4 separate regions of the Mus musculus genome follow, and regions 2, 3 and 4 are each linked to region 1. A link is a loop called in an ENCODE intact Hi-C map of the cell type or tissue named here. Cell type or tissue: gastrocnemius. All regions are shown on one strand. Links, peaks and the distances in the headings refer to the core of each region. The heading gives the core; the rest is flanking DNA. Region 1 holds the start of Sobp (sine oculis binding protein). Region 2 holds the start of Gm5079 (predicted gene 5079). Region 3 overlaps Sobp (sine oculis binding protein). Region 4 overlaps Pdss2 (prenyl (solanesyl) diphosphate synthase, subunit 2).

Evidence for each region. Hi-C counts contacts between places; a loop is a spot of excess contacts. Peaks named below come from ENCODE experiments on the same cell type or tissue, not always from the same donor. Only the 100,000 strongest peaks of a DNase experiment are listed, where the experiment ranks them.
Region 2: it touches region 1 in a loop (5-fold over the local background); 3 of 42 quality-filtered maps call a loop at or near these places.
Region 3: it touches region 1 in a loop (4-fold over the local background); 9 of 42 quality-filtered maps call a loop at or near these places.
Region 4: it touches region 1 in a loop (2.7-fold over the local background); 4 of 42 quality-filtered maps call a loop at or near these places.

What each region holds. Positions count from the first base shown.
Region 1 is chr10:43,170,866-43,178,539 of GRCm38, forward strand. It overlaps Sobp (sine oculis binding protein), which reads right to left and starts at 3,665. Exons shown (of 7, transcript NM_175407.3): 1 at 3,111-3,665. The coding sequence starts at 3,206. 9030612E09Rik (RIKEN cDNA 9030612E09 gene) reads left to right here and starts at 3,834. Exons shown (of 1, transcript NR_102361.1): 1 at 3,834-5,700. In gastrocnemius, for the core only: a CTCF peak has its summit at 2,808; DNase peaks (open chromatin) are centred at 2,433, 2,912, 3,740 and 4,542; H3K4me3 peaks cover 3,959 bases; H3K27ac peaks cover 3,811 bases.
Region 2 is chr10:42,985,843-42,993,516 of GRCm38, forward strand. Gm5079 (predicted gene 5079) reads right to left here and starts at 5,320. Exons shown (of 3, transcript NR_153349.1): 1 at 5,019-5,320. LOC115485727 (a long non-coding RNA gene) reads right to left here and starts at 244. Exons shown (of 3, transcript XR_003948865.1): 1 at 1-244. In gastrocnemius, for the core only: CTCF peaks have their summits at 1,862 (motif pointing left), 2,061 (motif pointing right) and 4,268 (motif pointing left); DNase peaks (open chromatin) are centred at 1,928 and 4,261; H3K4me3 peaks cover 1,067 bases; H3K27ac peaks cover 3,566 bases.
Region 3 is chr10:43,003,242-43,010,915 of GRCm38, forward strand. It overlaps Sobp (sine oculis binding protein), which reads right to left. Exons shown (of 7, transcript NM_175407.3): 7 at 1-1,173. Among named protein-coding and RNA genes, the nearest start is that of Gm5079, 16 kb to the left of the region's middle. In gastrocnemius, for the core only: a CTCF peak has its summit at 3,521 (motif pointing right); no DNase peak of the experiment used is centred there; H3K27ac peaks cover 4,365 bases.
Region 4 is chr10:43,379,281-43,386,954 of GRCm38, forward strand. All of the region lies in intron 4 of Pdss2 (prenyl (solanesyl) diphosphate synthase, subunit 2), which reads left to right. Among named protein-coding and RNA genes, the nearest start is that of Gm40631, 41 kb to the left of the region's middle. In gastrocnemius, for the core only: no CTCF peak of the experiment used is centred there; no DNase peak of the experiment used is centred there.

The DNA.
Region 1 (7,674 bases), core at 838-5,837:
ACAGCCTCGTGAAGACCACCCCCACTGCCATCACTGGTGTCAGCGAAACCTCATCGAGGTTGGCTTCTCCAGCCATTTTTAGCTAACTATGTGATTGTCACGATTAGAAAAATCTTGAAGTGTCTGAGTGAGGCAGTTCTGCCGGCCGCTCCCGACACTCTGCATTTGCTGCACTTAAAATAGACACTTGTACCAGTGTCCTTTCTATTACCCAAAGGAGAAAAAAAAATCACATACACACCAGTCCCTTTTCTTTCAGCTCACAGAGAAGCAACTCAATCCAAGGAGTGTTGAAACCTGAGTAGGTCACTGTACACCGCGATAAAATTCCCTAATCCCTGGGCCAAATCTCCCCGAGGGGGGCCTCCTCCTGATCTCCACTTCCCAGGCTGACTTTTCCATTCCTCTCTCCTTTCCCCTTTCATTTCCCCTACCTTCAAGCCTTGATATGTGATCCGAAGTGGGGGCTCAGGTTTCCGTTTTTACAGCTTAGGCCCCGCTAGCTGTATACATTCCTTTCTTTCTGCTGGGCAGTGATTACTTACCAGGGCTTAGTTTACACTGGTCCAGATGAAGGCAAATACAGCCCGGCAGCCCCAGCGGCACTGATATGAAGTTGTACAAGGCTACATTGTGTTCTGGATGACATTTTGTTGCACACATTTTATACAGGGCAACCAACTTATTATGTTACCCTACACTTCAGTTCAGGAAGCTGAAGGGATAATAATACCAGGAGGGGTGGGGTGGAAGTTGTTGATGTGGCTATTAATATTAAAATCAGGAAAAATATTCATGAGTTCAAAGTAAGTCTGTGATTTTGAGAAGCTACTTTAAACAAAGATTTTTTTATGATGTTTTATTAGAAGAATGCCTAGAGATTCATCAGACACCCTGGCATGGTATACATGGATATGACTGAAAAAATTTTGCCAGACCCTTTCATTTTGTTCCAAACCAGAGAGAAAAATGCCACAATTCAATTATGTGCTAGAAAAAAAAAGAAAGAAAAAAGAAAAAGAAAAAAAAATCTTTTAATGCCACAGAATGAAAGAAGGATTGAGGCTTCAAATAGTAGAAGGCAATTTAGAGAAAGAAAAATAACATTTTTAAAAAGAGGAAGTTCTGTGCATCCAGGTTAATCCCATACTCAGTCCTGCAGCATGGGCTAAAAACTGTAATTTTTCCCCTTCACACAATGTTGTTTTTGTTTCTTCCTCGCTAGTTCAGACAAACATCTGTTATACTGTAGAAGGACAACTATCTCCCAAACCACGGAGTGCCTGCAGCCAAAGCCAACAGCACCAGCCCCAAGCATTGAGCACAGTCAGCCTTTATATCCAGCCGGGATAACATTTCACATGTTTTGATTAAAATTAGCTAATTTGTAATTCTAGAACCTATGAAACTTAAAAGCTGCCATCCATATAGAGGGCATTAGGCAGCATCTTAAAGGGCCAGAGCTAGCTGTGGTTGCCTGGTGGCCTTCTCTGGTCGTCCCCCACTCTCCATTTAAAAACGACACGGAAAAGTAATGTAGAAACGCAAGACAGGAGGGAGGGGCCAGAACTGCAGAACACACTCTGCCTCTTGAAGAGAAAACAACTTTTACAGATCTCTTTCTTTTCTTTTTCTTTTATAAACTGTCTATCATTAGAATCAATAGTGGTTTCTGTTACAGGGAATGGTATTAATTTCCAAGGCAAAGCTTCCTAACTTTCCCAGACGGATAACTCCTGCTTCCAGACACTAAATTCTTCACCACCACCACCTCCTCCCAAAATAAAAGCCCTACTTCCAAAGCGTGGAATACAAGTAAAACTCCCGGGAGAGAGGCAAAGCTAGGAACATACACCTAGTTTCACAAACACCTAAGATGTGTGTCTGTTTGCCCCTTCTAAACGTGGGCTTTCTCGCAGCACCCTCACCAAATACGCTTGCTATAACCAAGAAGATGCCCAAGCCGCAATAACAGTGAATTAGTCCCATACCATTTTAACCAGTTTGCCTTTCAAATACAAACTTAACCAAAGCTGACCAAGTCACCTGACTGTATTGAAGATTCCATGCAGACAGAAGTGGAGAACGCCAAGAAACGCGAAAAACAAGCCTTACATATTTTAATATCATAGAAACAAATCTATGTACGTAAAGTGATTTCTTTTTCAAATCAAGAAACTCATAATGCACACACAAGATAAAATCCTCGCCAGGCAAAACACACAACTTTGAGGAAAATAAAGAAGTGGGGGTGACAGAAGAGTCCAGGCTGAGCCGTGTTCTTGGGTTTCTACGCGAACAGCTGGAGCGCCAGGAGGCTGCGCTCGCCACCTCTGGAGCACCGCTGGCCTGGCAGGGCGCCCGGCCTCGCAGAGAGGACTCGGGGCTGGCCTTCGCGAACAATGGGCAGGCGGCAGCGGAGGCCGCCCCTCAGACAGCTGGCTTTCAGCCGGGCTTGCCGGGTCTGCTAACTGGAAAGTGAGGCGTGCAGAGGCGAGCGGGAGACCCGGGGCAGAAGCAGAGAGGAGCGGCCGGGGACGGCGAGGCGAGCCCGCTGGCTGCAGCGTCCCTGACCCGCGCCGCTCCGGCCCAAGCCTCCGCCACTGACAGCTACACCGCCGCAGCCGGCGAGTTGGAGCAAAGCGGGATCACCGAGCCTGGGGATGGACCGGGAAGAGGGGTGGAATCCAGGTATCCCGGGTGCCCCGGTCCGGCAGCTCTTAACTTTGGAGGGGTCCGGAGATTCATTTCCGAAAAAGGGAGAAATACTACACCGACCATCAGGAAAGCCACTGCACCATGCTCACTCGCCACTGGGGTTCAGTGCCCTCGCCCGGCAACATCTGTACCAGTCTAGGGTTTGTGAGGTTAAATAGTATCCCCCCCCCCTCGCCCCCATCAAATCTGAGGTTGGCAGACTTCGGAGATGCAGCCCATGAGTTGGCCTCGGTTTTGCACCTGGAGGGGGAGCTGAGGCGTCCCAGGGACCCAGCAGAAACTGACAAGCGCGCCCCTGTCCCCCCCCCCCCCCCCCGCAGCCTACACAACAGCCCGAAGGGAGCGGACGGAATAAAGAGCTCGGTCTCCCCGGCCTCCGAGTCCGAAAATACCTTCATCTCCTCGTTGATCTCCCTCTTCACAGGGTGAGCGGGTTTCCGGCTTCTTTTATTTTCCGGAGGTCTCCCTTCTTTCTCCATTTCTGCCATGTTTTTGTGTCTGGTTTCTGTGGAGATGAAATGGCTGCTGCCGCCGCCGGCGGTGGTGGTGGTGGCGGTGGCGGTGGCGGAGGTGGAGGTGGTGCTGATGGTGGCAACGCTGGCGGAGGTAGCGGTGCTAGCGGGTCCGGGGCTGGGGGTGGGGGTGGAACAGGCGAGGGAGGAGCGGGGTCTCTTCTAGCGGCGGAGACCGTCAGTGGCCGTCACGGGGAAGGGTAGCCCGGGGAGTCTCGGGGATGCCGCCGCCGCCGCTCCTACCGTCGCCGCCGCCGCTCCTGCTGCCGCCGCTGCCGGTGCCGCCGCCGCCGCTCCCGCTCCCGCCGCCGCCGGGCTGCATCCTCGGGGCCCGAAGGAGTCGTCAGCCATCTTCCTGAGCTCTGTCTGTCCGCATGGGCGAGAGGAGCGCCGGCCACGGCGGAGACAGCTGCTCTGGGCGTGCGTGCGTGGATCTGTGTGTGCGCCCGGGAGAGCGCGCCAGCCCCGGCGCCCAGCGCCTCCCGCGAGCCGAGCCGCGGGCGGAGGGAGGGACTGAGCGGGGAGGGGTCCGAGGGAGGGGAGGCTGGGGGTGGGGGGGACAAGGCCAGCCCCCCGCTCGCGAGCGGGCGTGGCTTCCCGGTCGTTGTAGACGCGGATGCTGCGCGGCTCCGGGGGCTGCTGGCGGCCGCCTGCTCCTGGGCGGCGGGCACCGGCCCTACTCGGAGCCGCCACCTCCCCGCGACGACCCCTCCTGCTCCCGAGCTCCGTGACGTGGGCTCCGGTGGGCTCAGAGTTGGCTTCTGAGGATGACCTAGAGGCCGCTGAGGCAAAACATAGCGGGGTGAAGGGTGGAGGTGGAGCGCTGAAAGGGCGCAGGGACCTGAAGGCAGAGCGAGAACTCGGCTCCGGGGTTGCAGCGCCCGGGAGCGGAGGGAAACACAGACCGGACCCACCGCTCAGGCACCAGTGTCCTGCTCCGAAGACTACGGCAGGCTGTGTGGAGGCTGAATGTCGCTTAGAGGGGTCTCCAGCACAGCGCGCCGTCAGACTGTTTGCCAGGAAGCTTTTGCCTTCCTGAGAAGGACTTCGAAGTAGGACAACTCAGCCTCCAGCTCCCTGATTTTCTTTCTCTTTCTGTCTCCCTTCCCCCTCTGCCCCAAACGCAAGCTTATGCTCTGTTACAAAGTAGCATCTTTACCCGGTGACCCGGCTTGCACCCTCACCGTGCCCTGTGCTTAATGGGAAGGGTTGGGCTTAGTGGGTACTGTTGTGCGCTCAGGATCCCTCCCCCCAGAAGCCCCACGCCCTCGCCACGCACGACAGGACCCTCTCCTCTCCATCAGGTTCCACACTCTTCCACCAGACTCGCATCTGCTGGTTCCAAAGCCCAGCTCATCCTCCATGCGCTCACGTGTTTCCTCTTGGGCCGCCTCTGTCCACGCCCTGGACCAAGGTCGGCTGCGCCTGTCCCTGTCTTTTGGGTTGAGGTATCAGCGTGAACCGTTTGATGAGGCTCCAGAGACAACACACAGCTCTGAAAATCTCCTACACACACTGCAAAGGAACGACACCTAGACGTTCCCAGTTCAGCTTTCCCGCGCCGCTCCACTTTGTAATTACCTGACACAATGTGATATGGGGGTGTCCATTGTTCCCCGGCTTGTTATTACGGAGTGTTCATTATGACAGTGGTGGAATTTAAAATTACACATTTTTAAGTCCTTAAGAGATAGAATGAATTCGGTGTGGGGGTATGAGTAAGCTTTTCATTAAAATCTCAGTTCGGCCTATCAAGTGGGGTTCATTCTGAGTGTTGCCTTGCCTAATTTGCATTTTAGCATGGTTTTGTCTCTTTAAGCATAGAATTACAGATATCTGGGAGCGTACTCTGCAGGGCTGAACAACCCTATGAGGCCTGTTTTTGCATTTTAGCATAATGTGTTTCGTACAAATATTTGGGAGGGTACCCTGGAAAGCATCTTCTCTTTCGTGTGCTGGGGGTGCGAGGGAAAGTACCTGTGTACCCGAAGCCATGCAGAAGGCCTGTGGGAACTTCTAAAAGCCAGCTTTTGCCTTTTAGGGGTCATAGTGAAAAGCCAGGGGGTCGTGTCAAGGATTTAAGAAAAGGGGTAGATGAAAACCAAGGAGATGTGCATCCAGCTTCAGAGCCCCAAGTCCTCTGGCTGGGTCATATGTATTTGCAGAAGACGTTGGTAAACCTCCAGCGACCCAGTAGTTAAGGAGGCTGAGAGAAGCCCGGACTCCTCCCCATCACTAAGGAATGTGATCCTTATATATGGTTACACCATTCATAGTATGTATGGTTACACTATATATAGAGGGTGTCTCCATCATCCTATTGTTGGTAGGCTTGTTTTTTTCTGTTCTGTCCTCTTGGTGTTTAGCTAAAAAAAAAAAAAAAAAAAAAAAAAAAAAGTGGTAGGAAAACTTTTTCCCCCTTACTTTGTAAAACTACAGACTCATGTTGTAAAATAAACTATGCAATAAGAAGCCTTTGTCTCTTGGAAACATTTACATCTTCTCTGTTTCCTTTGGGGCCAGAGCTGTCACAATTGACTCACTGTTGTTCAGCTGATATCAAGTAACAAGTTGTATACCCCCCTGTCTTAGATACAGTTTCACAAGTTAAGAAACAAATAAACAGAAAAGGTAAACTATAGCACAGATTTATATTTAGAAACAGCTGCACTTCTTTCAAAGGGAGTAACTTTAAAGAAACAGCCCAGGAGTCTAATGAAAATAGTGACATTGATCAGCCACCTGTGCCTTCCTGCCCTCTACAAGACTGAGGTAAAACGATTGGACCAGAACCCATGAAGTAGATCTTTACTGACATTGGAAACTCAGAAAGTATATCTGAGAAAAAAACGTTAACCTGACCTGAACTTTGGAATTGCAATTGCTACATGTTCTTGAATCTGTGCTTTCCCAAATGTACCATAGAAGGCAGCTAGTTACACCAAGAGTTGATGCTTTATGCACTTAGAATCTTGAGTCAGATCATGGTCCCTGGATACTTTGTAAACGTGTAACTCTGGGTAGAAACAATAACATAAATATGTTTTTGAAGACTCCTTCCTTCCTCCACCCGACACACAATGCCCAACCTCCTGGTATACAATTAGTCTTCATTTCTCTCCCTCATTAGCCCTGCCAATCACCAAGATAGGCACAGGGCCAAGCTTTTGTATATTCCTCAGTTACCTTTTTGAGTTCTCCCTTCTTTAGAGTTCTTCTTGATCTTAATCTGGGCCTGCTTCACCTGGAAAAAAACATCAGAGAGCAATGGGAAGACCCCAGAGTGGTCTTCTATGGATGTATTGGCTATCACCCAGAATTGATTAATGTAGCCTAAAACCATCTTGAAAGGTTTTTCTGTGTAGTATTTGAAATGAGTGTTCATCTTGAACAAGTTCTGTGCTCTAGCTAAAGGTGAGGATTAAAATATAATTATAATGTTGAACACATGATAGGAATTGTCTCACTTAATATTCATAACATCCCGTGAAGCTTCTTTAGTTATCTCCAGATCACATAAGAAAGCTGAATCTTATGCAAGTTGCTAAGAATTACTGAAATGTGGACTTATAACTTCTTTCCAATTCCATCTCTGGAGTTTTTAAGTTTATGCTAATCTGATTTGGTAAATTCCTGTAACAATCTACATTTTACCTTATCTAAGGCTCATATTTTCACAGATTAAAATAACATCTTTACCTTGAATTCTTACTTCTTTAAGTGGTATCCATTTCTTGCCAATGGTACATAATCTAACTAACATATTCACCAATCAACAGGGCATTAGATTTCCTTGAGTTAGGCAGAAGCAACCATTCTTAGGAAAATCCCAGAGGCTTAAAACAACAAAAATGTCCAACAAAGTCAGCTAAGGATCATTATGGATCTCTTTAGCACTTATCCTCTATGTGATGGCTTGGGATGTACTTCACATATGCACAGTCACTGTAGGGAAGATGGAGGTTTGGGGACATATATATTGCCTAGAGTCAGTCCTAGAGATCTGACCAACCCATAGGGAAGCTAGGCAGTATAAACCTTCCAAGTCCTGCACAGGATAGGAGAAATGGAGACGAACATTTAGTCTTGGCATCACAAACACGTCTTCAGTTCATTGAAACGTGGTTGTTAGGGTCTGCCAGAATAAACATCAAGACCAAATGTCTGATGACTGGTCTTTTTAATATAAATATATTTCAGAATTCAAGATTGTGTTTAACTGAAAAGATCAAAATTCTAGAGTGAAATTCAAGAATAGATTCTAGAAACGGCACAGTTCTAGTTGGTGTGTGGCTTTACCCATGCAAGAGGCACTCTTGGGTATCTGTGACCCCCTGAAATCACGCAGAAACTCTGCCCTGGGCCTCCTTTGCATCTGTTTCTTCATGGGTTTTGTTGAAGTGGTTGTTTGCCTTTTTGCTTTTGTTTCGTTTTTCTTGAGAGT
Region 2 (7,674 bases), core at 1,333-6,332, 180 kb before region 1:
TCCCTGGCAATGCAAAAAGTGAGAAGGAAAGAAGAGAAAAAGAAACAAGTTTACTGGGATCAAAAAGAGAAAGCCCAAAGCGGTTGTCACTTATGTTATCTCTAGAAATAATAGTTTGAGAAATTGGCATTATTAAGAGGGGCATAGTGGCATAAACCGTTAGCCCTAGCACTCTGGAGGCAGAGGCAGGCTGATCTGTAAGTTTGAGGCCAGCCTGATCTACAAAGCAGGTTCCAGGACAGCCAGGGTTACACAGAAAAACCCTGACTTGAAAAAAAAAAAAAAAAAAAAAAGAGAGAAGAAAAAAGAATTTAGCATTATTTAATATGATAGTAGAAAAACTATTAAAATTAATTTTTAGTTAATACTTATCAAAACACTCATAAGACACACATGAATATTTGCTTGCATGCCTGTAATAACAATAAAAGGGCAGGAACCACAACCTCGATTGCACTTTCCATTTTAAAACTATATTTTATTTCTAAGTCAACTGAAGTTTTCCTCGTTCTTAATAGAAAAACTCAAAATTTGGTACAGAAAATTCTAAAGAAAATTTGGATAAATAGGAAAGTACACACTGTTCATGGCTGGGAAAGCCACGCCCTGAATGTATCAGTTTTCCAGGAGTTACTATGTAACTTGGTGGCTGTTCCTTCACAATCCCATTCAACTTTATTGTGGGCCTTTCCTTCTCCCGCCATGGGAAACAGCACACAGTTGAAACAGCCTGGCCTGGGATCTGGGTCCCAGCACGGCAGGGGATGAGCAGGTTAAGTCTACAGTTTGGGCTTTGACAGGGCTGGGCTTTGATATCAGCAGGGCTCAATGGTTTTAACTGAGCTGCAAAGGAGAAATTAGGCCTTGCTGATTCTCTTGCTCCAGAACCAAAGCCTCTTCCTGCCTGGCTGCGCTCTGGCCAGCGCGGACATCATAAATAACGCCCGCACCAGTGGAAAAAAATGCCTCCATTCAGTTCCGTGAGTCTTTAACTCAGTTTTCTCCATCACCCCAGCACTGGGGATAGAGTCCCGAGGAAAATGTAACTCTCTGAAATGAATGTGCATCTCATGCTCTTACAATATGGAAAAGCGGGCTCACTGAAACTCACGGGCGAGCAAGCACTCGCGGCCGGCTTCCCCCTGGACACGAGGTATGGAAAGACATCCAGGGAGAGGCTAGCTGGAAGATGATGCTGTCAGGGCTGGAGTAGCTGCTTATGGCTGGCCACTCACACCTAGAGAAGCCACATTTCCTGAGCAAGGTCAGCCAGCTTCTCCATGATTTGAAGTCTACAGGAAGCTCCATGCGTGACACAGCTCAGTTAAGGAGACAATTCCCTCATACTGCATCCGTGGCCCACAATGCCTCCTTAATATGCAAACTGTTTTATGTTTTTTGAACCATAGTACCCTGTGATTACTACAGCTTAAAAAGGTGGGGATTATGTTATTTGGTAGGCAGGAAGCAGAGCCACATAACTAGTAAGCACAGAAGCCCAAATTCAATGACATTAAAAATGAAATCTGTCCTGACCTATCCAGTCTTTGAGCAAACCCCATGTCCATACTTTCCTGGCAGTTCTGCCCTAAGCCCCTGCCTGCTCTGACCCCTTCAAGCTGAAGTCCAGACATCGTCAGGATGTCAGGCAGAGGCAATTATCTTAACGAAGACACAGGCAGGATCTTCCTATAACTTAATTAAATCACCACACCCCCAATAATGAGAAGAGGAGTCTCCCCAAACCAGGAATTTCAAGGTCAGACAGTGACCCCTCTCCATACACCCGAAGGTCCATGCATTGTGCTACCTTCTGGTCAGCCCACTGCTGACATCTTGTGGTGGAGAAACAGAGCCCTGTTCATTTCCTAGTTCATATCAAGCCAAGGGGCCAAACTGTTGGGAAACTGCCAGATACACCCTACCCCCAGCCCCTTCCAAGATCCCCTTGCAAAACCTGCAGCTGAATCCACAGTGCTAAGATTGTTGACAGCTGGTGACCCCACCCCAAATTCCTGTGGGCTTTGCTGAATTTCCTCTGGACTGGAGTTACCCAGCTCCTGCCAAGCCAGGGCAGCAGTCACACGCCCTCTAGGTGGCACCTGTTGTCCGAAGGAGGCGCTCACACATACAGCCCTCTCCAAAGAATGGACATCGGAAATAAGGATTTACCCTATACAAGTCGGCCTGAGCTAGACACTTCAGTGGTCGGTCTACTTGGGGACACTGTTTCTGCAGCCATGGGAAGTGAGTGGGCTAGAGAAGGAGGTCATAGGTCATGTGGCAAGTGGCCTTCGGTAAATGCTATTAAGGTAAATGACACTTTAAAGGCAGAAGTCACCAAGGGACTTGTTTGGTGGCAGCAAAGTAGCACTTGCAATTCTGAGGAGGCCCCCTAGTCAGAGGAAAGGGGCACCTGCTGTCTGAATAGAGGGTTCTGCTCAGCTCAGGCATCTGACGGCGGTGCCTTGCGGTTTTAAAATCTGGCGGGCAAGAATTTCAGCTCAAGGTACCTTTAATATTATTCTGAGTGGGGATCCCCAGCATGGCTGTGACTAATTAATTAACCTTGTAAGAATTCGGGGTGGGTCTATTGGAAAGCATCATTAGAGCCAGGGGTTCAGAAGCACGTTCCCACCCAGCAAATAAAATGTTCTAGATTTCTTACAGTGTGGACTGCAAACATTCTTATATCGTGAGCACATGGTCTTATTAAAGGGTGCAGAGTATTGTTGGTGGTCTGAGGCAAGGAGATGTGTACTTCCACCCGTTTGAACAATCACAAAACAAAGTGGCAAAGGGTCTAACTGGAACCTGTTGTGTAGTTCTCTCCGATCACGGACAGAGATCTTTGCTCCGAAGGAGCCTGAAGCTCTGCTTACAATGGATACAAAATAAACGGAAACGAGGGTAACGAGGATGGTGGAACCTTGCGCACCTCGTGAGCAGCACGTGACCAAGCCTTGGTCCCAGGGAAGGCGGAGCCCCGCCCTTACAGCCCAGCCAGCTCTGTAAGAGGAGAAGGCTACTCTGAGGACTAGCCTGCGGTTTTCATTTGATCCAAAAATGGATCCAAAGCTCTGGTAATCTCATCCTGTCCTTCCAAAGAAGTAAGAGGTCAGGTCCTCAGACAGGGAACGCCCAAGGGGTTCCTGGGCACGCACCACAGCAGGCCCGCAGGGAGGGCTCTGGAAGCCACAGGGCAGGGAGTACCCACAAAAGCTGACCCAGAGTTTGTGTCAGAAAATTACTTTCTTAATAACAGACTTTTAAAAACAAACATAATTTTCCTTCTTATTTCTGTCTCTTTTTCCTTTCCATTTTCTTGAAGCTGTTTCTTTGTTTCGCCTTTTGTTGGTTAGAGCTTACTGAGATAAGTCCCGCTTTGTATATAGCTCAGACTGGCATCATCGTGAGTTCCAGAACAGCGAGGTCTATGTAGAGAGAGATCTTGTCAGAAATAAATAAATTGAATAAGTAGCTAGGTGGGGTGGTGTTCTGTGAGTTAAAGGCCAGCCTGGCTTACATACTGAATTCCAGGACAGTCAGAGCTATGTAATAGAGAGACCCCTTCTTAGAAACAAAAGAAAACAACAACAACTGAGTTGATACACAAAGCCAGGTGCCCTGGTCTGTGATCCCAGCCCTAGAGAGGCTAGAACGGGGGCCTCTAAGCATGTCTCAGCCTGGGCTATACAAGAAGACTCTGTCTCAAAACAAGAGCAATAGAATTTAAATAATTATATGAAAAAAGAAAAGTAGGGGCCAGCGAGATTGGCTGAGCAGGTAAAGGCACTTGTCGCATAAGCCTGGTGACCAGAGTTCAATTCCTACAATCCACATAAAGGTGGAAGGAGCTGACTCATCAAAGGTGACCTCTGGCTTTTACACATACACTCTGACTTGTGTGCATGTGTTCACGCACTCCTAAATAAAAGAAAAAAAATAAAGTCATACACACATATTATATTTCAATTATTTTCCTACATTGCATTAGCATCTATGGTCTTTTATTATATCTGAATATGACATAATGGCATGTCACTGCACAATGTCCTCAGACAGCCTGAAATCCAACATGGTAGATACTCATCATGGCTAAAGTGCCGGGAATTTTAATATGATTAAACTTAGAAGTGTATCGCGTCTGGACTAGATGGTACAGCTATTCAGAGCATGAGGAGGATCCAGGTTTGAATTCTTAGAACCCTGTGGTGCCTCTCAACCCTCTGTAACCCAAGTCCAGGGTATCTGGTGCCCTCTTCTGGCTGCTGTAGGTACTGCATGTATGCAGTACAAAGACACATATGTAAGGAAACTGCCTCTTACATAAACTGAAAAGTGCATCCTATCTGTGTTGGTGTATTGTGACTAGCCCAGATGTTTCAGGAACTACTCTGCTAGCATTTGGAAATCATCGCCTGATTTAGAAGTCACTCGTGCCGTTGATGAATGTGCCAAGTTTCAACCTGCGCATTCAAGGTTTCCTTTTAACCCATACATTAACGTTTAAGGAGGCATTACTCAACATTTATGTCTGAGCCATACTCCATCACCGTTTGCAGCCAGGCACAGTTCCAAGAGCTCAGCAAAAATCAACAAGTTGCTTCAGGGAGAGCTGAATGGGCTCTGTGAAATTTAGAACAAAGAATGTTGGTATTTTATTATTATTTCTAAAAGCAAGCGCTATACATCCTGTATTATGGCAGTGTTTATAATACACACATGTGCACATGTCTATGTGTTTTGCCCCACAGAGGCCACAGTTGAGCATTTCCTTTTATCTGACTATAAACATTTAACATTATATTATTCGACATTATGTCAGAACCACATTCTTTCTCCCGCATTGTTTGCCAGGCACCCCTACATCCATGGAACACAGCTCATACCCACCAAAGCAGCAAATACTATGGTTGTTTAAATTGCCAAGAGGGGTGGGTGAAAGGAGCAAAGAATTGAGGGCCCGTGACACTGCCAGTCACATTTTATCTGCTACTGCTAAATGGTGAGTTTACCTGGTGTCAGCAGCGAGGGCACTGGGCGGTGTGAACAGTCCAGGAGGGCTTTCTGACTCTCAGATGTCATCGCATGTACACATAAGTAAGGAACCATCTTGAATGAAGGACGGCACCACAAGAGGATTTGACAATGGGAATGCACCCACCTAGGGACGTTTGCAATGTCATCTATGAGACGGAAGGTGGATCTGAAATGCTGGTATATTTTTTGATGGAGGTTGCTCGGCATGTAGGCAGCCAGGCAGAAAGGAGAAGACTCACCCAGAAAGGATGTCTTCCTAGCCAGGCCTCTTTGAGATGGCGCGACACCGTTCTGCCTGTTGCCATGGCAGTGAATACGATGCTGTAATGATGCTCCTTACTACTGCTGCCCTGAGGTCCCCAGCTCATGCCCCGCTCCTCTGCATCCAGCTTCTGCTACTCCATGAAGCAGCTCCAGCCCTGAATTCTCCCAGGAGGCAGGACACAGCTCTCCCACTGGCTTCATCACCCAAGTGGAGGCTGCAGCGTGCTGACCCACACATAATAGGAACCACTTCAGCGCTGAGAGCTCCTTGGTAGCCTCCTCGGTGTTGGGTAGAAAATGGTTAATCAGGGAGGGTCCTGAGCTCCCACATCTGATTAATTACACGGCACAGGAAGCATAGGGCTCGACTCTGCTCCATGGGGAAATCCATTTTCAATTCTGACCTCAATATGGAAGTTAGTCTTCTGGCCAAAAGCAGGGTACAACCTCCCAACCCTTGAAGCACAGCAAAATCCAGAGCCATGGGCAGAGCATCGCCTGGGACAGCGCAGGTATCCTGAGGGAGGATGTGTGTCTAAGAGGTGCCGGGAGGTGGCCCTATGCAGATCCCCACTGGGAAGCAGAGGACGAGCAGGAATGAGAGCCTGATGCCTGGTGGGGAGCAGGACTAGTGGACCCAGAGAAGGACAGCAGACACTGGGAGAGTCCAAGCCAGGCACGGCGGCGCAGCCTGCTAGTCGAAACTATCTAGGAAGCTGAGGGAGGGTGGCAGGTTCAAAGCTTGCCTGGACCACGTAGTAAAACTGTATCACAAAAATAAAATAAAATAACTCAAATTAAAAGAAGAAAGGGGTTACAAATCTGTGGTAGAGCATTTGTCTGCTGTGCATGATCTCCAGGCTCAGGGGGATAACAACCTTGGGGGGTTCAGGCATACCAGCCCACACCACCAGCAGTGTCACCAGCAAGGAGCATGGGGACAGAAGGTGCCTGGGAATAGTCCAGTGGGCTTTTGTTTTTCATTATAGTCTGTATTTTTATTTTGAGATGCTATTCTTTTAAGCCACACACATGGGGATTTTTTATTCAATTTTTCTTTTTTCTTTCTCCTTTTCTTTTCTTGAGTTCCAATTTGAAAAGCCCTACTGGAAATAGTTGTAGATTGATAACTGGACCAGAAAGACCCTGAAATCATTATGGTTAGACTTGGAATTCCATACTTACGGTGAGCAGCCCCTTCCCTTCCTATGCTATAGGGTGAGATCTTCGAAATATGTTTCCACCTAAGTGTGAGACACACGTTCACGTGTTCTTTTCTGACCCAACTAGGAAGCCCCAAGGCATTCACATCTAAGAGTACCCATGTAGGTTACAATGGTGATGGCGAGCTGAAGATGCAATGGTGACCTGAGGACGGGAGGCCATCGGCAGAGCAGCCACTCTTAAGGGGTTACCATGGAGACATGGAGACAAGATGCTGTTACTGGGAGGATGTCTGAAGCAGAAACAAAGAGATAGAGAGATACCTCCCCCCAAGCCTCTCATTGACTGAGCTCAAGTCACCTGGCCACACAGTGGGGGGAAAGATGAGCGACAGAGCCAAGGACGCACAGTTCCAGAGCCATCACGCTCTTGACTGATCCCAGAAGTAACCTCAGTGATAGTTATTAGAATCTGCCTATCCCTGATGGAGAATTAGAGCCTTGAAGACGTGACAGACCTCCAGAGCCAACGACACAGCGGTAATTGGTGGAGCTAAGACACGAGAACTAGCCTTTCCATCGGTCCACCTTGCTCTGTCTGTTCTCCTGCCTTGGCCTCGCCATGCTATAGAGTTCAGGGACTTCTAAGGAGACAACATGGCACTTCAAAGCTGGTTCGATGGTAGGGCTTTCTCAACCCACTGTTCCTTCCCATGCCAGGAACCAGTCAGGGTGCCACATGGTGTTCTGGCACCAGGGGCTGTCATTATAGGCCTGGACCATCAGTCAGGGAGGTGGGCTTGTGGAAGGCCTACCCCAACCTCCCTGAGCCTACATTAGAGGCCTCTGCATGCTCTTCAGAAGGACAGAGCAATGGGCCAGAATGTGGGCTATGCCAGCTCATTATCTGGGTTTCCTTCTGCTCTCTGGTAGGCCCAGCCTTGCTGGACAGCCTGCATTCTGTGTTCTGGTATCAAATGGCCCAATTCCTCCTCTCAGTGGGACTGGCATTCAGTTGATTCTCAGGCTTCCATTTGGCTCATAAAACACAAACATCTGCTGGGGTTCTGGTTGGCCTGCAGAAGGCTTCAGAGCCGAGAGGGATGGAGAAGAGGTTAGGAGAGGCAGAGAGGCAGGAGAGTTAATTAGACACTGAGGGGTGGGGGAGCCTTAGTGGAGCCAGGGCGCTGGGTAGCTCAACCCC
Region 3 (7,674 bases), core at 1,393-6,392, 170 kb before region 1:
AGTAAATCTACCCTGTTATCCTCCACCCACTGATTGAGGATCGAATTGCACATTTCTCTTAACCATGACAGGAGAAAGCAAACAGTGAAACAGAATCCGGGGTGATCTTTCTCACTTTCTCTCTTGTTTGCATCGGCTTGTCCATACCATTCTAATTATCATGAAAGGACTCTGCGCAGAGAGAGATTGTCTCGCTGACTTCCTGGACCACAGAAAACCATCAGGGTTGAAATTTCATCCAGTCTTTCCTGACGCCCAGCAAATATTCCCCCTCAGATTATATTACACCTTGAGGGCATTTTGGTCTTCAGTTCAACACTCTTGCTCTGTTCCCAAATGGGGCGCTGTTTAGGGGCATGTCAAGAGAAAGCTGAGAAGAATAAACATTTACCGAGTTCTCTTGGCATTCGGTCTCCGTAAAACCACAGTATAAACTATCCATGCTGCTTCCTGCATCTGGCAGATTGAAAATTAAAAGCCATAAAAGTGTAACACTGAAAATATGGCATCAAAAAGGATAAAGGTGGCCTTTGTAAAAAATAACATGAAAAGTATATTAGCCGATAAAATATTCTACCTCTTCATTTAAAAGTGCATCGTGGGCTGGGCAGAGATGAATCGGAAGCATTGAGAACTCCAGCACCATCCCGTCTCTCCCCACCAAAACGTGAACAGTTCCGTTCCTAACCCATAAAAGCAAATCACAATTCTTATCGTAGCAGCAAACCACAGCAGTTCTTAAAAAGATTTATATATATATATAAAAGGTTCTTATTTTCCAGTCCCTGTCATCCTCCGGCCTCATCCATAGAGCCTTGAAGATGGGGCGAGGATACCTACATTGGTCCTTGTGGCGGGTTGGTGTTTTGTTTTGCTATTTGTTGTTGTTTTTAAACCAGCGAAATCCCTAAGTTCTTCTGGGGAGACTCTAGATGAAGTGGGCAGGAATGGTGGGCCCGGGCTTGATGGGTCCAAGACCTGCTGGCTTCTCCGGCCTTGAGGCCACCAGGGAGAGCCACTTCCTCCAAGATGTTTAATGACCGGAAGCTGTGTTATTTGCTTGAGTTTTAGCCAGAGGGAGGTGGTGAGCTGACCAGCTGGTGTCACTGGATGGCATGACATGGTTTGCTCCACGCCCTCTCTCCATGCAATGTACCCTGGGAGCGAGTGTTCCTGGGAAAAGATGAGAAGGATCCATGAGAATGCGCTGGACCAAATCTCTACCCAATCCGCCCACCTCCTCCCACCCTGTCTAGCTGCAGAGAACCGGTCAGAAGTGAGAGAGCTGCAGCTCTGGTGCCAGCTCACTCTAAGATGAATCCCAGAGCTGTGGACTCCGCGGCATGATTTCAGAGCGCTTCATTCAGTCTGCTCCGGATCAGGTCTGCCAGCTTTGTGTGAGGAACAGAAGCTCCAGCCCTCTCTGGAAAACCATAATGAGCGAGCGCGATGGGCCACGCCCTCCCCAAAGACCACAGCATCCTTTGCAACCAGCAACACAGTCTCCATATGACTACATGATTAACCAGGAGGAGGTCTTTTGAGTCACCCAGGGTCGCTCAAAAGCCAGACAAGGTCCTAGAGAGGTACGGGTCTCTAACCTCCACAGCAGCCCTTCCCGTATGAACGCTGGTGTTTGAGGTCTGAGAGACTCACTATTATCTGTCAAAGGCAAGCCACAGGCAGCTCTTCACATTGAAACAACGCAAGACCACAAGGTGGTCAGATAACAAATCACCCATGCATGGTGGACCTGAGCTGAGGGTCCAAACCGAACTTTCAAATTATTTCCGGCGGATGCTATCCCCACATGGCCTACACACTTGAGGCCCCACCTCTTTTTCCTTATGGGTTTCTGTTGTTTGCTACCAGGCCCCTCAGCAGAAGCACAGGCTCTTGAAGCGTCAGGCATTCCTGAGAGGCAACCAATTAGAAGTGCCCCCTGCAAACTGTGACATCCCCAGGGGTGGGGGTGGGGATGGGGGCTCTGGCCTGGGCCATCTAACTCTCTTCTCTACACTAGCTGTCTTGTTGGTCAGCAGTGTTCAACTCAATTTTGTCCAATGAACTAGTTAAGCAGCTGTCTTCCACTATGTCCCCAAGGAGTCCCTCTGCCGATAAATGTGGTTGTGAGAAACAGGAAAGGGTATGCTCTGCACTGGAGAGATGCTAAAACACAAGACTCAAAAACATCTTTACATCCCGTGAGATTATTCTTGGAATACGGAGCAAATAATTTTCGAGAGATGATACAATTTAGGAGTCACAGGGAACCCTAGAGATAAAATGTGACAATTTTACTTCATAGAAGGAGAAATGGAGGCCACGGAGCCCTGGAAACCATCTCAGAGTTTTTAGCAGAACAAGGTCAGCCAGCTACCGGGCGGACTCCACTGAAGCTCATGCCGTCCAAATCCTGGTGTTAATGGCAACGATAATAATCATCAGCCCAAACCAAGGCTTGAAATTCTCAGTGTGCAGGGGAGGAAATGCCTGAGTTCCCCAAATCACATCAAACCGCCAGGTCCGTGTGCAGTTAATATGTATATTAAGTAACCAAAGTGTAAATGCAAAAGGCCACAAATATGCAACAGGGCGGGGCTTGTGACATGGGCGGGGCTACCAGGCCATGGAAATCTCTTCTTCTGGCACAGGCAAGTTTGGATATGCGGAAGTTAATCTCTGAGTACAGCGTTTGCATCTCCTAGCCCCCTTTCTGTCTGGAGGATGAGAATCCCAAACAAACCCATCAAGAAATGGAGACACATTGGAGACCTCAAGAGATTGCAAAAGAGTTGAGCAATGAAACGTGGGTTAGAACACATGGGGTCACTTCTGGGGACACTGCATGGAGGCTAGGAAATATCCCCACCTCTGGGCCTGGGACCAAGAGTGACCACACGCTAGAGTTAGGAGGTGCGTTCGTGTGCGTGTGTCCACAGTCTTTCTTTTGAAAGGAAAAGAAAGAAGAGTGGTTTTTAACATTTCCTTCCAGTAACTGGGAGGCACTACCATTCTTGTTTCGACTATTGGTTCTGTGATGCATATAGCCTTTTCCTTTAATGCAATCACAACCCAAAAAGTGAAAGGAAAAAAAAGAGAGAGAAAAGAAGGAATCTCTCTCAAATAAGTGTCTTTGTATTCAAATCACCTTTGGACAAAGACCAAGTCTGCCCAGCGACAGCCTATGGAGGGAAAATGTCTAGGTTTTCATAAGAGACTGGGAAATCGGGCTTATAATGAGAGCCATTCTGGAACCTTAAGTACAGCATTTGCCATCCCAAACACTATAATAATCATTATTATTCTCTGGTATCTATTATTGTCTGGTAAATAATATGTGTTTTCCCCCCAAGTTCCAAAGGGTGCAGCTGCATGCGTTCTATTTTTTGCAGCCCTGGGCCTGCTGCTCTGCAAGCCTGCTTACATAGAGCTTATTTTAAGAGCGTGCAAAGGAGACTGTGCATGCCCTTCCTCTCCTCTCTTGGCACACTTGTGCACCTGGGACATCCCCAAAGGCCAGAGGGTGGCAGTCTCTTTCTGCTGGCAACTTTTGAAGCAGGGGTGGTATTACGAGATAGAATCCCTTGTTGGTGGCACAGGCTACAAGCCTGGTGTTAGGGCAAGAGAGCAAACATGGGCTCCACTCTCCCAGTTTCCAATGGTAAGTAACATACGGAAACTTCTAAAGTAGGGGAGAGATAGCCTTGGAGATTCAGAAAATGGTCGTGTCAGAAGCTAAGGAGCTTTGTCACACAGCAAAAATTCTGGTGGAAAACCTGTCCCCACTGTCTAACTGTGTACATAGAGGAGAAACTAAAAGAAACGGCAGAGGTATCCATATGCCCATCCCAGCTATCTCCACGTTCTCTGGGCCATGTTTCTCACTAGCTCTTCCCCAAGGCTTGATGAGGGAAGCCTGGGTGGTACTCTTTGCCATCTCTTATTCCCCTCAGGCTCCTTAGGGACTGTTGATGAAGGTCAGTATGGATAGTCTTGCAACTAGAGAGTAATCTGTTGTCACTCCATAAGGAAGGTGCCCTTTCTGGATCTTCAAGTCCAGAGCTTTAGAGTCACTTTTGCTCTGGACATGGGTACACACATACAAATGTGTGCACATACACTCCTGTGGCAGAGATTGCTGGAGTGCCTCTGAATGCAAAGGATTCTGGGAAAGTGCCCATACTTGTACCTCACACTTTAGGTTTTCTTTGAATGATGGCTTTTGTCTGAAAGCAGGATAACTCATCCGCGTCCCACACTGTGTGCTATTTCCCATATACAAAGCCTAGTAGTGCCATGATGCATGGTCTCTATGGCCAGCTGTCTTCAAATACCAGACATGCCTTCCCCTCTACCCAGCACTCTCACAGAATGACAGTTGCCCACTACAAAAGCTGAGACATACTCTGTCTACCTGGCAAGTTCACAGGGGAAGCAGTACTGAAAAGGTGATTTAATTGCCCATAGAACTTTCCAAAGGGTTAAGAGCAAAGTGGAGCCTCGACGCTGTTAAGTTCTTTTAATGCTAGTACCCTCAAAACACGACCATTCTCACATTTCCCTCTTCGATTTAAAGCCCAAGATGCATGCTACTGCATTTTAGAAAGTTCCCAGACAACCATTCCCAAAAGTGTGGACCAGGAAAAATAAAAGCTCTCATTTTAAACCCAACCATGCCCAGCTAGCCTTTCTGTGATGTGAGACACCATCTTTGACCAGAAGCATGCTAATTTAGTCTGTTATCCAAATTTTTACTTTTATTCCTTTTCTTAAATACCTCATAATTTTCGTAATCAAAACCTAGTAGGTGTGTCTTGCTCATTCATAAGGCAAGCTTCCTGTTGGCCGCCATATTTCTTCCCAGGTGTTTAAAACCCCATAGCATTGACTGTGATAGGCAAGAAATGTCCACTGCCAAGGCACCTTGCCTTTGCCCAATTATTCTGGCCCTAACCGAGATCCGCTCACTTGAATCCCGCTGCCCATCACTTATCAGAGTTAAATACAGCCATTACGTGCTGGCGGAGGCTTCGGTGTTTATCTGGGACAATAACGAGTCCCCGAGGACAGACTGCTCTCAGGTAGCAGCGGCTATTCTGGGACACTCACAAGGGTAAAGCCCTGCGGTCAATGAACAGAGCCGCCTGCAGCTGCTGATAAACTGTGAGCTTGATGCCAGATAGGGGTCCTTTACCCAGCTCATGCCAGGCAGGGCTACAGAGCCTGGGCAGGCTTTGTCACCTCCCATGTCAACTGTTGCTGTCTGAAGAATTTTGAAATGGCTTTTTACCAGGTTGGACATTTTTAATCTTTGAAATGGATGCCATCTCTTTTCTTCTATCTCACTGAGAGGGAATAACTGAAAGACAGCCCTTCTCCTGGAGGGCGTGTGATTGGAAGAGGAGGCTGTGCAGGGAAATACAAGGGTATATAGCACCTCTGGGTTATAACTCCATCACTCACCCTGTGCTTCTAATAAGCTACTGCTCACGTACTTTTAAAACCAAGTACACTGCATCTGTCTGTCTGTCTGTCTGTCTGCCTGTCTGACTATCTATCTATCTATCTATCTATCTATCTATCTATCTATCTATCTATCTATCTATCTATCTTCCTACCTACCTACCTACCTACCTACCTACCTAAGTTCCATTTTTCAGAAAGTCTCATATAACCCAAGCAGCCTCAGACTTGCTTTGTAGCCTCCTGCTTCCACCTCCCAGATTACAGGTGTTAATACCACAGCAAGTATTTTGGGTTTATTTTATTTAGGCACCCACTTCAATCAGAAACAAAGCTAACAACACATCCCGGATTTGATGATGTCACAGAGAAAACGATTTGCCAGGACGGTTAAGAAAATGAGCCACTTGGGATCTCCACCTTCCAGAACCGTAAGTCTGCAAGCCTCACCCCCTCACAGCGAGAGCTGGCCTCGTTCCTTCCTGTTCATTTCCTTGCTTTCTCTGCTTGACCAGTGATCAGGTACGTTATAACGTCTGAGCTGGAAGGAGCCCTAGAGATGGATACCATTTAACTCCTTCAATTTAGCAAATAAGAAATCAGAAATATTCTCTGATAAGAAAGAAAAAAGTGTGTCTTCAGGGCTAGAGAAATGGTTCGGGGTTAAGAGCACTGGCTGCTCTTCCAGAGGACCCAGGTTCAATTCCCAGCACCTACATGGCAGCTCACAACTACTTTTAACTCCAGTTTCAGCGAGTCTCACGCCTATACACATAAAATTAAATAGATTTTTTAGGGCTGGAGAGATGGCTCAGAGGTTAAGAACACTGACTGTTCTTCCAGAGGTCCTGAGTTCAATTCCCAACAACTACATGGTGGCTCACAACCATCTGTAATGGGGTCCAATGCCCTCTTCTGGTGTCTGAAGACAGTGACAGTGTGTGTACTCACATATACAAAATAAATAAATATAAAAATACTTTTAAAAGTGTATTTTTATTCAAATCCTGTCTAGTACTCACAACCAGCTGATAAGCCTTTCTACAGCTCTTCTCTCCACACCCTCTGTGACTATCTGAGCAGGTGTCACTGTGTCCCTGCTACAGGTGCTCAATCCAAATGAGCTGAGTGACAACTCTGATCTCTACCTCAGGGTTTTGAAAAGCCTTTGCCAAAATTGTGCCTTGGATGAAAAAAGCCAGATGTCATTGTGTCAGAATTGAGTTTGCTCTCTCTCTCTCTCTCTCTCTCTCTCTCTCTCTCTCTCTCTCTCTCTCTCTCTCTCTCTCTCTCTCTCTCTCTCTCTGAACATATGCATTCTAGGTGACAAAGAAGGAACCCTGAAGGAAAAACTTTGCCATGTGCAGCCAGAGGACTTGTGGTAGATGTTTGTTTGTTTGTTTGTTTGTTTGTTTCAAGACAGGGTTTCTCTGTATAGCCCTGGCTGTCCCAGAATTCACTCTGTTCCAGGCTGGCTTCGAACTCAGAAATTCACCTGCCTCTGCCTCCCAAGTAGGTAAGGTTTAGAAGAGCAGCTTTTCTCACACATTATGTATTCTTTACGAACAGTAGCAGAGAGAGAGAGAGAAAGAGAGAGAGAGAGAGAGAGAGAGAGAGAGAGAGAGAGAGTGAGAGAGAGAACACATCCCATTAGTGAAAACAGCACTATGAAAAAGGAAAAAAAAAAAAAGAAAGAAAGAAACCTGATTCCTCTCAAACCAGCAAGGTCGGAGCCTGTGGTCAATGCTACTTCTCAGCAGCCTTGCGACCCTTGGGTCCAGATGTGCATTTGTGCCTAATTCCTCTCTGAAATAAGCTGCTTAGAGTGAGACTGCCACGCTGGGGGTAGCAAAATGTGACCCTGGTCCTTGCACAGGGTATGTAACTTAAGCAGCTTTGATCAGATCTGGTGTCCTGGATGGAAAGAGATGAAGTCAGGTTCTTAAGCAACCTTCAGTGGCCACTTCCTGCCTCAGCGTACTCCAGTTGGGTGGAGAAATCGGATGGGACTTTTGCCGAGGCCTCTCTAACCTCTGAGTGCAAGGAACAACATGGTTGCTTTCCAGAGCACACACAGTGGTAGGAGCTCTGGGCTGCAGAGCCATGAGGGCAGTCTTTATAATAAACACATGCCCGGAGCCAGGGAGCTCACTGGCACTGATAACTCTCTGAATTGGGATCACTGTTTCTCTTAAATACATGCCAAGG
Region 4 (7,674 bases), core at 1,072-6,071, 210 kb after region 1:
GATGACTGTGTTTATGGAGGAAATGACAGGCGAGAAATGTAAACCAGGCATCTAGTGGGGAAATCAGAAAAGCCTCCAGGGAGGACCTGCTGTTTGCGATAGACCTTAAAGGGTGGAAGGAAGTGCACAGAACGGAAGACTGTCTGCAGAAGGAGCCGCTCCATGAAAGGAAGCATAGGCTAGGTGCTGGGCTCACACCACTCCAGAGGCAGGGGCCAGCCAGGGCTACACAGAGTGACCCTGCCCTTAAAACAAACAAATACAAATCCAAAAAGACCCTGCAGGGATGGTTCATGGGAAGGGTAGAAGATCTGTAGTGCCGGGATGTAGAACTGAAGTCATGTGTACAAACTGAAGGTGGGTAATCAGGGGATTCCTACAGAGTCGAGTCAAAAGGGGTCCTGAGGGTGGTCCATGGAAGGGAGTCGCTCGCTGGGTTTGCTCCGAGTGCATACGCTTGCCCTCATTGGCATTTGTAGCCCTGCCAGGAGCACCTTTCAGAAACCACATCTCCATACCCGGTTGGGAATATTTTAATAGCTATCCTGCTTAATTATTTTTATCTTAATCAAAAGTGTTACCATCTGGTGGAGTTTTGTTGTTGTTGTTGTTATTGTTGCTTTCTTTTTTTTTTTTTTATCATCCTTACCAACTTTAAGTCTCTTCCTACAAGAATATAAGTACCGCTGTGTTTCTAGTCCAAATCAGTACCTGGCATGCCAGTAGTAGCCCCAGCCACCTGTTGCTAAGTTAATAATTTAGAAAGCCCCAGAGTGATGGTAATGGAAGATTTTTGTCATCTTTTTGGGAAGGACTGTTAATATACAATAAATTGGAAATATTTAACGTATACTATGTGATGTCCAGACATATACAAGGACCAGAGAAATTATCACAGTGAAATTGATAAGCATCTATCGCCCCAATGATTTCTTCTTTCGTACTCCTCCCTCCTGTACCTTCTGCTGTGAGCCTTAGGCAATCCGTCATCACTATCAATTAGTTTGCATTTTTGTAAAACTTTATATAAATGGATCTAGAAATATCAACCCTTTGACTGGGGTCTTTGAACAGTTACTTTCAAATTTATCCATACTACAAATCTGAGTAGTTCATTTCTGCTCAATGGTATTCAGTTGCAAGCATCTAACACAGTCTGTGATCCACCTATTGGGGAAAATTTGAGATGTTTTCAGTGCTAAAGTATTCCAGATGAAGCTATTGAGAGCATTCATGTGTAAAGTCTATATAAAAATGGACTTTCATTTCTCCTGGGTTTACCTAGGAATAACCAGGTTGCTATCTGTGTGACATACAATGGGTCTGTCGTGCTCTGTGCTGGCTAGTTTCCATCAGCTTGACCAGGCTAGAGTCACTGTGGAAGAGAAAACTCCAGTTAAGAAAACATTTCCACCAGATGGGCCTGTACAGGTGAACTTTCTTGATTGATGATTGATAGGGGAGGACCCTGCTTACTATAGGCGGTGCCTCCACTGGGCTGGTGGCCCTGGCTGCTGTAGGAAAGCAGGCTGAGCAAGCAATGGGGAGCAAGTCAGTAAGCAGCATTTCTCCATGGCCTCTGCATCAACTCCTACCTCCAGGTTCCTCTCCTGACTTCTCTCAGTAATGGACTGTTGCCTGAAGATGTAAATGAAAGTTCCTTTGCCCTGCAAGTTGCTTTGGTCATGGTGTTTTAGCACAGCAATGGAAGCCCTAAGACAAGCTTTCGCCTCCACTTTACATTCTGTCAGCTGGGTATGAGAATTCTGGTTGTCCCACGCCTTATTAAAACTTAATTTGATCAAGTATTTAGAGTTTTAGCCACTCTAAAATATAATATTGGCCTATTTTGCAGTTTTAGCTCATTGTGGTTTTTGCTGATAATTCCCTAGTAAATAACAGTGCAGAGCATCCTGCATCTTTTCATGTTTATTTGCTATTTAATATCCTTTAGCAATGTTATAGTATCCTTTATAATATCTTTTTTTTTTCCTTTTTTCTCCACTTCCCTATCTCCTCTTCCCAATCTCTCTGGCCCATAGGTTTTTTTGTTTGTTTGTTTTTTGGTTTCTCATTAAGGATGGTTGTCAGCCACCATGTGGTTGCTGGGATTTGAACTCATGACCTCTGGAAGAACAGTCAGTGCTCTTAACTGCTGAGCCATCTCTCCAGCCCCTTTTATAATATCTTTATAAACATTTTACCCATTTTAATTGGGCTATTCGGTATTGGAGGGGTTCTTGTTATTTGATGTTATTGTTTTATCTTGCATCCTACAGTCTTACCAATTTGTTTGTCATAACAACTTTTGATTTTATAGGTTCTATGGAACCCTATGTAGGTAGTCATTTGGCATTTGTGAATAAAGCAAAATTTCCTTCTTTTCAAAGTCAATGCTTTTTTGGTTCTTTTTCTTGTTTGTTGTACTAGGTAAATGTTGAGGTTTGGTCTGTTGCTATGTGTTGTAATGCTGACCACTGGCCACCAAGGCCTGGTTGCCCCCAGGGATGAGAGAATCCTCTAGTACCTTGCTCCTTAATTTAAAACTATTGATTGCATAAAGATACCAACAGCCTATAGCTGGGCAGAAAAGACAAGAGCTATAGGTGGGGTTTTTGGTTCCAGGCTTGGGGTATGAGGTAGGACCACAAGGAGGGAGAAAGAGAAGATGGAGAAGGAGAAGCCACCATAAGGTAAGTGAATTATGAAAACATGGCCATGAGGGCTGGCCAATTGGAGTAAGACCTGCCCGGGTGGAACATGGCTAGTCGTATCTTGGGGTTATTAACAGGGAAGTGGATATAATAGCACAGAGGTTAGATTCATCAGCTTTAGTGCTGATGGAGGTTTAAAAATATACAAGTTATGTGTCTTTTATCTGGGAACTGAAAAGTCAAAGATGGGGTGAAAACCCCCGATTGAGATTAAATAGTTAATAATACAACAGGTAATAGTGATAGAAAAATACACCCTAGATCACTGTCATTACTAAATGTATTTCAAGGTAATCCAAGACTACAAGGTATTTTTTTTAAACATTTTATTTTTTATTTAGAATGTGTGTATAGGTGTATACATGTCACAGTGGCGATCATGTTAAGGTCAGAAGCTAACATTAGGCATTCAGTTCTCTCCTTCTGCCATGTCAGTTCCGGGCATTGAACTAAGGTCATCAGACTTGGCAGCAAGTGGCCTTTCTGCTGAACCACCTTGCAGACCCAACCTGGCTCAGTTTTCAAAATTGTTCTTTAGGTAGCCAGTTGAAAAATGTAGAAATAGTCTTGCTTACTGGTTGCAACAAAAGCAATTGATCTTTATCTTGTCTTTAGCTCTAACAAACATGTCCAAGAAAATCATTATATTGCCTCTACAGGAGCTGGGTCAAAGGGAAGATTTTGTATCAGGGCAGTCTGTCGTATCTTGACAAGAACCTGGAGGCAGGAGCTGATGGCTATGGAAGATACTGCTTTCTGGCTTATTCCTCCTGGCTTGCTCATCCTGCTTTCCTATATAACCCAGGACCAGCCTCCCAGGGATGGTGGCACCACCCACAGTGATCTGGGCCCTCCCACATCAATCTTGCTTACTCATGTCACATGACTTTGAGCATGTGTTGTGTGGAAGGCACTAGCTGTATAAGGACTTGATAACAAATGTTTTTACGTATTTTTAAAGGAAAATGTATAGTTTAGGAACTTTACGTGTGAAGCAGTGAACATTAAGATACTCTAGGGTGTCTGTCATTGGTCCATTACTCACAACTTGTCCCTTGAATTATACCCAAGACATGCACTAATGAGCTAATAAAATGTGTCATCTCGTGTTTATTGTTTGCTGGGCATCTGTTCAGGTTCATATCACAAGTCCAAGACTCTGAAGCGTCTCACAGTGGTGATGACAGTAATACCTATAATTTTACTAGCATCCTTTTTTTTCCAAGTAGAAACAGTTTTAAATCAATTGTTAAATATTGAATGTATTCCAATTTGAAGACAAATGAGAGTAATTTTAAATGGCTTGTTCTGGTTAAAAAGTACACTCACAAATTACACAGTTTAAAAAAGTAAAACAAATCACTAGGTGTCCAGCAGCACATTTAGAAAGCAGAGTACTGGCTGGGAGATAGCTCAGTGTAAAGTGCTTGCTGCACATTCGTGAGGGCCTCAGTACTCCCAGCAACCACATAAAAAGCCAGGCATCGCAGCATGGTGAGCAGAAAGCCAAGGGCGGCACTGAGCACCTTTAACCCCAGCACTCAAGAGGCAGAGGCAGGCAGATCTCTGGGTTTGAGGCCAGCCTGGTCTACATAGTGAGTTTCAAGCCGGCCAGGCCTACACAGTAAATACCATGAGTAAATAAATAATTGTTTTAAAGATTTATTTGTATTTTTAAGTGTGTGTGTGTGTGTGTGTGTGTGTGTGTGTGTGTGTGTGTGTGTATGTGTGTGTATGTGTGTGTGTGTGTCTTTCCCTTCTTCTAGCTGTATAAAGATCTGTGCAGTGGAGTACTGATCCTCATAGAGCCTAGAAGTGTTAAATCCCCTACACCTGGAGTTACAGGTGGTACGTACCACCCGACGTGGATGCTAGGAATAAACTCAGATCCTCTGGCAAAGCAGAGGTAGTGATCTCTCTCCAGCACCCCCAAAAATAGTTTTTATAAATAATAAGGTATAAAGACATGAAGATTCACCCAGTTCTAAATGCACACACATGTTCAGTGTACATTACGTATGTATGTATGTATGTATGTATGTATGTATGTCACATGAGAGATTTATTGGGGCAGGGGTATACAAGAGGCTGCCTCTGAGCAGGGATGGAAAAGAGCAGGCCGTGAAGGTGAGAGCTTTATAAGGGGTATGGAACTTGCGCATTGGGAAGATGCGCAGCCTGTGGTGACAGTGGAAATGTGGTGCATTGGTGGCTAGTGATGGTTGGGCTGCTGCTGCTGAACCACCTAATTTTGAGGTGGAATGGAATAGAAAACCAGAATGTAGGTTATTTAAAAACAAAAACAAAAAACAAGAAAACTTTTAAGGCAATATGTTAACATTCTGGTTTTTAAGATCACGTGAAAGATGTGGGAAGAAGTGTATAGATGATGCTTATTAGTCTCTAGTCAATTGGCTTTACTACAAAGACAGGAAGATCACTGCGGATTTCATGACAACCAGCTGGGACTGCCATGCTCAGCCAACCTTTATTTTATCACGGTCTGAAGGCTGCACATCTAAACTTCCAGGCAGTTTAATCTCCTGTGAGAGCTCTGACATCCCCTGCCTGGCTGTGTCCTCCATAGCAAAGAAAGACAGTAGTAGAGAGTTCTTTGGTATCTAATAATGATTGAGGACACTAATCTCATTAGGTCAGGGCCACCTGCTTATTACCTTATGTAACCTTGATTACTTTCTTGTTGCAGAGATACCCATGCTCAGAATTTCAGCTTCCGTGTTTACATTTGAGAGGACACAGGCATTCATCTGAGGCAACAGTCAAAAAGAGTGCCTTATCTATGCCCTCACTCCTGTCGTCAGTGGCTCTTAGGCGACACTTGCCTCTGCCCCATGCCTGCTCATCCTGTTAAGCTAAACTGTTTACATAGGTCAAGGTGCAAGGTGATCGGTGACATGGCAGCTAAAGTTGCAATGATGTCTCACTTTTTACCTGTTAACAATGAAAATAATAATTCTGGTCCATGGCAAGGCAGTCAGTCTCAAACGTGTCTAGTCAGTGCATGGCTCAGAAACTTCTTTCTGGACAGCACTTTGGCAGATGTTTTAAGAGACTAAAATGTTTAGCCTGTTGAACTGACGAATCTAATCATGGGCTCCATCTGTGGTCACCAGCCTCCAGGACCATCAGTGAGCCCCACCCCCTAGCGGTTCCTGGGCTCGCCTTTCCAAGATGGGATATAAAGGCCTAGGGAGCTCTCTGTGGCCTTGTACTTACTCATGAGCCACTCCCATTGGAAAACCGGTCGTCATATCATGTGAGTAGCCCCACATCAGGGCCCGTGTGGCAAGCGACTAAAGCCTGCTGCCAGGAATTCCTGGGCTCAAGAGAGTGTATTATCTTTCAGTACTGTTATCAACTCAACGAGGAAAGATTGACTCTTTTTGAGGCAAGGTCTCTCATCAAACCCACACCATGCTGCTTCAGCTAGACTGGCTGAACAGTGAGCTTCCAGGACCTTCCTGTCTCTGCCCTTCTTTCCCTCCCTGCAGCCAGAGCTGCAGATGCACGCTGGCTTTTACACAGATGCTAGGCATTGCTACTAGGTCCTCACGCTTGCACAGCAAGCTCTTTACACATGAGCCATCTCCCCAGCCCCGAGAAACACTTCTGAAATGTTTTAATAATAAGCATTTTCACATCTCCCTAGCTCCTTTTTTTTTATGATTTATATGGATGTGAAACTTCCAGATGCCTACTTTACTAGGTCCTGTGTAGCTGGAATATAATTCAAAACAAACTGTCTTGTCCGATGAGATGAGGCTGTTAATACACTATCCTGTTCCCCTTTTCGCATTACCTCAGAATTCCTGAAGACATACTCATTACAAGATCTCTTCAAGGGGTATTACTACTAGGCTTAATATATAGGGTTAAATGCAGACACAGATAGATAGATAGATAGATAGATAGATAGATAGATAGATAGAATGCCATGCATCATTCACTCTTACACACAACTTTCTTTTTATCCTAGAATATATTAAGGGAGCTGGAGAGATGGCTCAGTGGATAAGAACACTTGATACTCTTCTAAATACCCTAGTTCAATTCCTAGAACCCACATAGTGGCTCAGAACTATTGTAACTCCAGTTCCAGGGGATCTAATACCTTCTTCTAGCCTCAGTAGGGATTAGGTATGTATGTAGTACACAGACATGCATGCAAGCAAAACATTCATACACATAAAAATTTCAAATTAAATATATGAAGCATAGCATATATTTCTATATACTAAGCATATCCAGTAGAATCCAATTGCCATATATCTGAGGATGATTTCTGCCACTTAATTTTGCCAGGTCTTGCTCAATATACATTCTTGGAACATCCTTACCTGTTAAATAAGAATTATGATGCCTAAAACTTGGGGTGGGAAGTGACGGGTTATGTGATGCAGAAATGTTATCATCATGTCATTAGCCAGCAGGACAAATCGGGCCCCTCTGTGTCCTTGCTTCCTCCTCCCCGAACTGCAGAGTGTTGGGAAGTTTTCCTATATTTGTCTCACTTTTATCTTTAAGATTTTATTTGTATTTTTAACTTTCTGTATGTGGCACAGTACACACAAGTATAGTGCCCACAGATTCCAGAAGACATCAGATCCCTGGAGCTGGAGTGACAAGCAGTTAGGGGTTCTTGACCTGGGTCTTCAAGGAGTCCTTGAAAGAGCAGTGTGTGCTCTTACTGGCCATCCCTCCGGCCCCTTATTCTCATAATCGTGGCTCTTATTTAGCTTCAGAAAATAACTAAGGAGAGCTAGGCATGGCAGCCACACCTGCAACCGTAGCACTCAGAGGCTCAGGGCCAGCCTCTGCTATGTCGGGAATTTTATGAGACCTTGTCAGAAAGAAAGAAAGAAAGAAAGAAAGAAAGAAAGAAAGAAAGAAAGAAAGAAAGAAAGAAAGAAAGAAAGAAAGAAAGAAAGGGAAAGAAAGA